Regions from separate parts of the Homo sapiens genome. Here region 1 is linked to region 2. Evidence: read pairs that join two places in POLR2A ChIA-PET (ENCODE). Cell type or tissue: PC-3. All regions are shown on one strand. Each heading gives the region's core, and the rest is flanking DNA. Links, peaks and the distances in the headings are about the cores only.

Region 1 (4,393 bases), core at 162-4,161, 670 kb after region 2:
AAGAGGCACCTCTTGCATGGGATTGGGCTTGAAGGCGGTGTGTGACACACAGTCAGCGTTAACCTTGAAAACTCCTTAGAAAAGTGCCCCAGTGGAGACCTGCATATCACCTGTGAAAAAAACCAACAGAAGTATTATTTCCTCTCTTGTTGCAACAGTTCCCTGTTTTCTTGGTTGAGTACCAGATGAAGTAGTTGGCTTGCATTCAGGCTATGATGTACGAAAAATCATATATCTTTAAACACTTTAGAAACACAGTGAGATGAGATGCTCACACTGTGAAAGGCACGTGGGAGCTGGAACCAGCTGAAGAAATAGCAGATTCCTGTCTCCTGTCCTGTGCTCACCCTGTTTAAGTCCTTATTGGTTTCCCTTTCTCTTTCTCCAGTGCTTAGTGTTTAATTCATGTGCCTATAATGTGGACCCACTGCATGGCACTTTAGAGGTTGCAAACTGCTTTTGTGCCCATTGAAGCATTAGCCCTCCAAAGGAATGCTGAGAAATAGAGCAGGGATCATTATTCACATTCAGCAGATGAGGAAACCAAGGCCCAATATACTTAGCAGCACACTAAGAATAAGCAGCATACCCTGCTCTCTACAATGGCCCCTGTGTGTTGACCTCTCAGCTACCGCATGAAGCCCTAGAGAATGATCTTCACATCCTCTGTAAGAAGCACACAGTAAACCATAAGCAACACATAAATTATGGCTTGTCACTGCAGCAGGAGAGATTTTGTTAAACTTAAATGTAGGTTTGCGCCTTAAATAAACTGCAGGCAACAATTGAAAAACCTTCTCTCTGGGTCATTTTGTGAACAGAAATTGGCATGCAGAGTTGATCTTTGAAATGCAGAATGGCAGTGGCAGAAGGGCTGGGAAATGGAGTGGGTGGTCCTTGGAGTTTCTCTCCAGCCAGAAGCTTCCTGAAGCCTTTAGGTTCCAGAGCCTCAGCTTTGGCAAGCAGATGAGCCACTTGGGTTGCAACCCGTGAACTGGAAGTGAGTTCTGACACAGGCCCAGCCATTCACCTATGACACCACAAGGAGGGTGAAACTGTGACTGATGGCAGAGGGCTGCTCGAAATTTCATCTATCCCTGCAAAATATGAAGAATTACAAAGCATTAGAGATGGCCTAGTCTACATTTTCCAAAGGATGCTCTGAGAAACCCTAGATCCCCGGCACACTAATATTAGTGTTACAGAAGGAAAGAATTTCACTATCTACGAAATTTGGGAAATGCCAGATTAAACAGCATGTGTCTTTAATGGTCCTCAGAGCCTTTAATAAGCTAATGTGGATTGTGAATCTCCAAGAAGGGGGCCAGAGGAGGTAGCAAATCCACCCTACTCACAGAGAGTCACCCAGGACTAAGATACTGAAAAGCAAACTTCAGGGAACTTTAATCTAGTCCAATCTCCTCTGTTCACCAGAGAGGAGGATGGAAACTCAGGGATGTATGGTGATCTGCCTGGGGCTGCACAGCTACGGGATATCAAACCAAGACTGGAACAAGTCTGGGTTCTTTCTGGTATTCTTTTAACCCAGTGGATGATATAAAGTCCAATATGGACCAGAGTCTAGAAAATTGTGTGACCCAGCAAGAAAACTTCCCAACTTTTGCCTTTTACCCTTTTGTAACCAAGCGCTGATAGATTTCCATGATTCGGTGTGCCCCAGCCTGGAGGCAGAGAGCACATTCTTATTAGAGATGATCCAACTGATAACCTCCCTCCCAAGGCCCATAGGCTTTTCTGAGTCATGCTCCCAAAGAATGGAAAATCCCGGAAGCAGAGACTATAAAGCAGTCTTAGGGTAGACTGATTCCTCTAAGGTCAGTAAAAGAGCCAGGCATGATCCAGAAGGCTCTGAGCCTGCTCACTATGCCCCAGAGTGATTCATGCCTCCTTGCTCAGAAGCCCCTAGTGACAGCACCAGCAAAAGGAGGGTGGCTCTTCCCATGGGTAGAATTGAGAACCATTATCTGTGAGCTTAAGATTGCAGAGGTGCTACTCAAAGATGCTCTCCTTCCCTGTCCCCATATCCTCTGGTTTGTCCATGCCCAGTTTAGGAACACTATGATTGTTCCTACACTGTACACACATTGTAATGGATTGGAGTGGATTGGATTAGAGTGGAGCGGAATGGATTGGATTGGATTGGATTGGATTGGATTGGATTGGATTGGATTGGATTGGATTGGATTGGATGGAAAGCCTTTGAATTATAACGTGATGCTCCTAAGACTCTGGATCACCTAATTAGGAGCGTAACAGTTTTAAGCTATTAGCCCAGCTGATACGTTTAATAAGCACCTCAGGGCAGGTCCCTAAATGGCTGCAACTCAAATAGAAAACTTTGGGTAGGTAGGCCACATGGAGAGTGGGGCAGACATGAGAGTGCAGAGAGAGAATCCGGCCAGTGTGGGGTCATGAGGTGACCTGGCAGTTTTAGGGTATATGACCACAGTGAGGAGGCCACTGCAGACAAAGCTTATCTGCCTGAGAGTTCCATCTCGGGCTAGTGGTGCTCCCTTTACTAAATGAAGCTGGAAAAGGAGGAAGGACAGAGAAGCTCCATGGAAGGGGCATCTGCCTCCTGGGCTCATGGCCCAAGCATCTCTCACCAGCTTCTCATAAGCAAGCATCACACAGCCTGCCACTGGGAGCATGGAAAGGGCTGCACTCAGAGGCAGCGTCCACCCCAAGGCTGTACTGCCTGCCCTTTAGGAAGAACTTTCCCCTCTGTAGCCTCCTCCACAGCTGCAGAGTTTTCCCCCAAGAGGCCAGGAAGTTCATCCAAAAAATACAATTGAGCCGAAGCTAGGAGGCAGGTACTGCACTAGCCCCAAGGGAGGCAACAAGATAGCCAAGGTCTTTGTCTGTGTGGAGTTACTTCCTATAGAGGAGATCAACCTCAAACAAGTAAACAGGGTGCTTTGAGATTGTCATACTTATTACAGAAGAAAGGACTGGCTCACCTAAGAGAGAGTGACTCTGGGTGTGGGTAGACGGACTCTAGGTAGAATGGTCAGGAAGAGCCTTGTCTAGTGTTGCAGGGAAGTTCTTCTGACCAAGAACCAGACACGGATCCCATCCCAGGCACTAGTGTCCCTGAAATTATGATGACAAGAAAGAAGCCAAGCAGATTTGGCCTTCTATGGCCATTCCACCCTCTCCTGCTGCTGTGCCATGGGCAGAGCCTCACAGCAAGGACTATAGAGAGGGAGGCCCTGCTGCGGTCCCTTCCCAGGGCTCAGGTCTTCTTGCTATAGGCTCCTCTCTAAAGCAATATAAAGAATACATCCACCCACCTTCTATACTCATCTTAAGTCTAACTCCTCCACAATGCGCTCCCCAATCAACCCACCCCCAAGCTTTTCTCTCATTCACTCATTTAGCAACCATGGGCTGGACCTTTAGTGAGTGCCAGGAACAGTAGTAGGTTCTAGGATTTCAAAGATGAGTAATACATGGTCCCAGTCCTTTAAGCAGACTGGCCTGCATTCTTAGCTCCTTATTTATATATCTGTGTTTGGTCTTCATAACCTGATTGTAAGCACTTTTAAGGCCAGACTCCTATCATAGAAATGTCTATTTATAGCCCAAATTGTACACAGGAAGTACTCAATAAATGAATGTTGAATGAAGGAGTATTACCTCCACGACTCAAAGATAGTTCCATGAATAAGGTAATTTTCTTTGCTAGGAGCCATTTTTGCAGAATATTCTTGAGAATCTTGCTGTGCTGAGGTGCCAGGCGCCTGAACCAGCCACAAAGCCGACATCCTCCAAGTCTCCTGAGCTATCGATGTGAAAAATCAGCCCTAAATCTCAGAGAAATCTGTGGCGGCTGCTCCTGAGCTTTGAAACCCAATGGAAATTGTTGCCAGAAATAGAGTGAGAGGCGGGGAGTACTTTGGAAACAAATGAGAGCAATATTGGAGCTTCAAGCTCCTTAGAATTTGTTTTCTTTTCCTCTGAAAAGGCCTAGATTACAGAAGTCAAGAGAGGAGGGGGAGGACTTTAGCAGAAAGAAGCAGGATGCAGCCATGGAAGGAACATGGGCACCCCTTTCAAAGCCCACTGTTCAGACCTCCACCACACAGGGCATGGGAGTCTTGAGGCGATCACTCTGGTTACAGAGGGGTGGGAAGGGAAAGCCAAAGCTATGGGGGTTTCAGATCTGGGCCTTTGAGTTTTCCACATTGCACTGAAGATGGAACTAAATGGTTAGGATTCAGTGTATGGGAGGAGGAGTGGGCGGGAAAGATGTTTTCTCATAGCCTAGCTTCGGCTAAGAATACTATGTTTTTAAAGCTATTTAAGAGAGAAGGGAAAGAAGGAACAGTGAGTACAGATCTGCTAATGAGGTGGTGCAGCCTCCTGGAGA
Region 2 (4,393 bases), core at 138-4,137:
TTGGAGTGAGCAGGATGCTTCCTTGCAATTATTCATTTAACAAATATGTCATGAATCCCTATTATGAGTCAGGCAGTGAACAACATGCTAGGGATATATTGTGTACAAAACAAACAACAATCCCTGCACTTGTGGAATTTTTCTATTGTGAAGAGACAGACATCAAACCTTAAACATAATAAATTAAGAAAAAAAACGTGTATTAGAAGGCGGCAAATCTCATGGAAGGAAGAGAGCTGGGTAAGGGGGCCTGGAAGTACTGGGAGGTATAAATAAATAGTTATGGAGAAGAAAATCATTCATATGATGGCATTTGATTAAAAAACTTGAATGAAGGCAGGAGGTGGGCTATGTGGATGTCTGGATGAAGGGTATTTCTGGCAGAGGACACAGCCAGTAAGAAACATCCTGAGGTAGGAGTGTGTCTGGCCTATTCACGAACTGCCAAGCAGGCTAAGATAAGGGAAGGAGGGAAAGATTTGCAGTAGGACCTGAAGTCGAGAGGTAACTAGGAGAGTCAGATCACATGGATCCATTTACACCATTGTAAGAACTTGCCTTTTACTCTAAGTGAAATGGGAAGACTTTGATAAACATTGAGCAAAGGAGTAAAATGCACTGATATTTTCATTTTTAAAGACTTACTCTGGCAGCTGTCCTGAGTGTAACCTGTATGGAGAATATGAGGAGGCAAGAAGAAAAGTAAAGCGACTGCTCTGGAGAGCATGGCAGGAGAGAGAGATTACTGTGGTTTGAATCCAGGCAGTAGCTGTAAGAGAGGAAAGAAGTAGTTGGATGATAGACGCTTTCTGAAGTACTAACAGGACTTGCTTAGAGATTGAATGACCAATAATAGAAAAAGAGAGAAGTCGATGATGACTTTAATTTTTTTTTCTTTTTTTTTTTTTTTGAGACGGAGTCTTGCTTTGTCACCCAGGCTGGAATGCAGTGGCGCGATCTCGGCTTACTGCAAGCTCCGCCTCCCTGCTTCACGCCATTCTCCTGCCTCGGCCTCCCGAGTAGCTGGGACCACAGGCGCCCGCCACCACTCCCGGCCAATTTTTTTGTATTTTTAGTAGAGACGGGGTTTCACCGTGTTAGCCAGGATGGTCTCGATCTCCTGACCTCATGATCCACCCGCCTTGGCCTCCCAAAGTGCTGGGATTACAGGCGTGAGCCACCGCACCTGGCCTAATTGTTTTTTCTTAAGCAACTAGAAGAATGGGGATGTCATTAACTGAGCCACGAAAAAGACTGGAGATGCAACTGTCTTGGAGAGGAAAATAAGAAGTTTGCTTGGGTACCTGGTAAACCCAAAACTCTATTAGGCACCCATGTAAAGATGTTGGGTAGGGTATTGGGTATTCTAGTCTGAAGTTCTAGGATGAAGATACACACACTTGGGAACTGTCAGTATGTAGATATTATTTAAAGTCATTGGGATGGTAATTTTGATAATCTTGGATAAGATTTCCAAGAGATTGCATGTCAGTAGAGAAGAGAAGGAGCCAAACACTGAAGCTTTAGGTATTTTAACTTTGTAAAGTGATGGAGAAGAAAATGAATCAGAAAAGGAGACTAAAAATACTAGCGAGTATGGTGCTACAGGAGCCCAGTGAAGAAAGTATTTTAAGCAAGAGGGATTGAGCACCTGTGTCACAAGCTGGGCAGGTAAAATGAGGCTTGAGACTTGGCCGTGAATGTAGCAATTGGAAGCAATCGATGACTTATACAAGAGCAATTTCATGGAAGTAGTGGGGGCAAAAGCTGATTTGATTTAGTTTAATAGAGAATGGGCATTGTGGAACTAGAGACAGAAAGAATAGTAAATTTTACTATAAAATAAAAGAGGGATAAAGAAATCCCACAAAATAAATATATGACTTAATGAGTTCTTATAAGGTGAACATTCTTTTAGTCACAACCCAGAACAAGAACTAGAACTATGCCAGCCAGTCCACAAGGCTCTCCATGTGTCACATCCCTATTTCAACCCCCAACCCCACCCAATTTCCTGATCTTGTAGTAATCACCTCCTTGTGTTTCTTTATGGTTGTATCAGTCAAATGCACATTCCCAGACACCATAGTTCAGTCTTGCTCACTTAAAACCCCTTTTGGCTGGGCAAGGTGGCTCATGCCTGTAATCACAGCAATTTGGGAGGCCGAGATGGGTGGATCACCTGAGGTCAGGAGTTCGAGACCAGCCTGGCCAACATGGGGAAACCCCATATCTACTAAAAATACAAAAATTAGCTGGGCATGGTGGTGCACACCTGTAATCCCAGCTACTCAGGAAGGTGAGGCAGGAGAATCATTTGAACCCGGGAGTCAGAGTTTGCGGTGAGCCAAGATCATGCTACTGTACTGCTACTGTACTCCAGCCTGAGTGAAAGAGACTCCATGTCAAAAAAAAAAAAAAAACTATGTCTTTTAACTATCTTCTAATTTATAGGTTTTCCCTCCCTCTCTGTATCTATGAATTCATACATGTGGATTTTAAACATCAGTAGGTGCTTACTTCACCAAAAAGATACAAAGTAGACATTATGTACCTCCTGATGAAAGAATACACCACCTTCTAGAGCCTTGTTGAAGGGATCAGACATAAGTCTAATCAAGCCAATAGATCTAGCTGCCAATTTGCAGGAAAAGAGAACAAAGAAAATGTTGAACTTCACCATATATATACTGTAATAAAATCCAGACTGTGGAAAACTGTAAGTCAAATGCCTGAATGATTCGATGGATATATTGTGTGGCAAAGAAAGTCTTATTTTATCAAGAAGAGGTAGTAATAGCCTATTTATAAGCTGATGACAATGATCAAGTAGAGAGGGAAAAGAACTAATGACGCAAGTGAGATGGGAGAAATTGCTGGAGCCTTATGTATGCAAGAGAGAGAATCAGGAGGTGATGCTGGTTTCACAATAAGGATGAATATACAAATGAAAGTCAGTAGATGGGTGCAGATGTGCTTAGGAAACCAGTCATGGTAATGGGAGTCTGGGATGTTCAGAATACTTCAGTTTCCTCAGTGAAGCAAGAATCAGTCCTTAGCTGAGGGTGGGGAGGAGACATAGGGAAGAATAAATGAAATAGGCATCAAAGAAAGTGAAAGAGTTCATGGGCTAGGGAAACACTGTATGGTAAAGTGAAAGAGTTCATGGGCTAGGGAAATGCTGTATGGTTTCTAAAATAAATTTTTTTTCTATTTTAGTAAAGTTCACTGGGCATGGGTAGTCATGGGCACCTTACAATATTTACTGAGAGCATAAGTCTTTCAGCCTAAATTTTCCCACCATCTCTTAAGAATTGGGTCTTCATTGAGTGACACTTATCTGTTCTCTGTATATCAGAGATTACCACTGGCATCAAGTCATTCTCTTTGGTGTATATTGCTTAGGACTGGCTGTGGCAGCTCTGTGCTGTGTCAAATCAGCTACATCAGAACAGTTCCCAGAGTTCCCTTCCCGGTGTGGTTCTTGGTTAGTGTTGGCCCTAGAGAATCATGAGATTTGGAATACAGAGATGGAGTGACCATTTTTACCCTCTGAAGTATAGTGCAGGGTGTCAGGCACTGTGGCGGCTTCCATGTTGCTGCTGGTCAGTTGGTTCACCTGCTTAGCATGGGGCAGCTCCTGGAAAAGCACCTGGATCTCCTTCTTCAGTTTCACGGAGTCTTGGGCCAACTGTGTACATGTTTCCATGGTGAAGGGCATGGGCATCTCCACTGGTCAGCCATGACATCAAGGTTGGAGGTAGTGAAAAACGGAGAGGGATTCCAGTGTGTCCACATCCCATTTTCCTTTTTGACTGCTGGTCTGGCTGACCTGGAGCAACTTCAGGCCCCACACCAGACACAGCCGCAGGCTGCTCAGCCAACTCCTATGATAGCATAGAATCTAGTTCCTGTAATGACCCCCTTTTCTGTATCACTCACAGCATTTTTGCTTCTGTGATCAAAGCCTGATTCATATGGTGGCTGCTGCCTACTCTGTGGAGTCAGCTCTCTTTGCAGTGAACCAGCTCTGCTGGCCTCCAATAAGATTGTCCCAGTTCAAACGCTGAGAGTTTCTTACTGTGGCCAATGAGATGTGAGAGCCAGCTGGTCTTCCCAGGCCTCTCATTTTGTGGCAGCAAGAGGTCAGGGCCTTTGTCCCTGGGGATGTTTCTTTTCTCAGGTGAATTCAACTTGCAATTCCTAATATCAGAACAATGTGGTTGCCACACGCCTGAGATGAAATGCTTTTTATAAGAGCTAATCAGATTCTACATTAATGAGAGAAATATGAAGCTAATCAACACCACAGAAGGTCCCTAGGCTCAGGCCTATTAAACTTCATAAAAAATTAATGACTGAAAGAGCAGACTCTTTTGTAAGGGGTCTCTTG

The links. Peaks named below come from ENCODE experiments on the same cell type or tissue, not always from the same donor. Only the 100,000 strongest peaks of a DNase experiment are listed, where the experiment ranks them.
Region 1: POLR2A ChIA-PET joins it to region 2 with 6 read pairs; 1 of 35 experiments calls an interaction of 5 or more read pairs at or near these places.

What each region holds. Positions count from the first base shown.
Region 1 is chr1:209,586,209-209,590,601 of GRCh38, forward strand. The region is part of intron 1 of CAMK1G (calcium/calmodulin dependent protein kinase IG); the gene reads left to right. LOC107985256 (a long non-coding RNA gene) reads right to left here and starts at 157. Exons shown (of 3, transcript XR_001738443.2): 1 at 1-157. In PC-3, for the core only: no CTCF peak of the experiment used is centred there; a DNase peak (open chromatin) is centred at 1,793; H3K27ac peaks cover 1,003 bases.
Region 2 is chr1:208,919,482-208,923,874 of GRCh38, forward strand. All of the region lies in intron 1 of LOC107985255 (a long non-coding RNA gene), which reads right to left. Among named protein-coding and RNA genes, the nearest start is that of LINC01774, 51 kb to the right of the region's middle. In PC-3, for the core only: no CTCF peak of the experiment used is centred there; a DNase peak (open chromatin) is centred at 2,000; H3K27ac peaks cover 2,581 bases.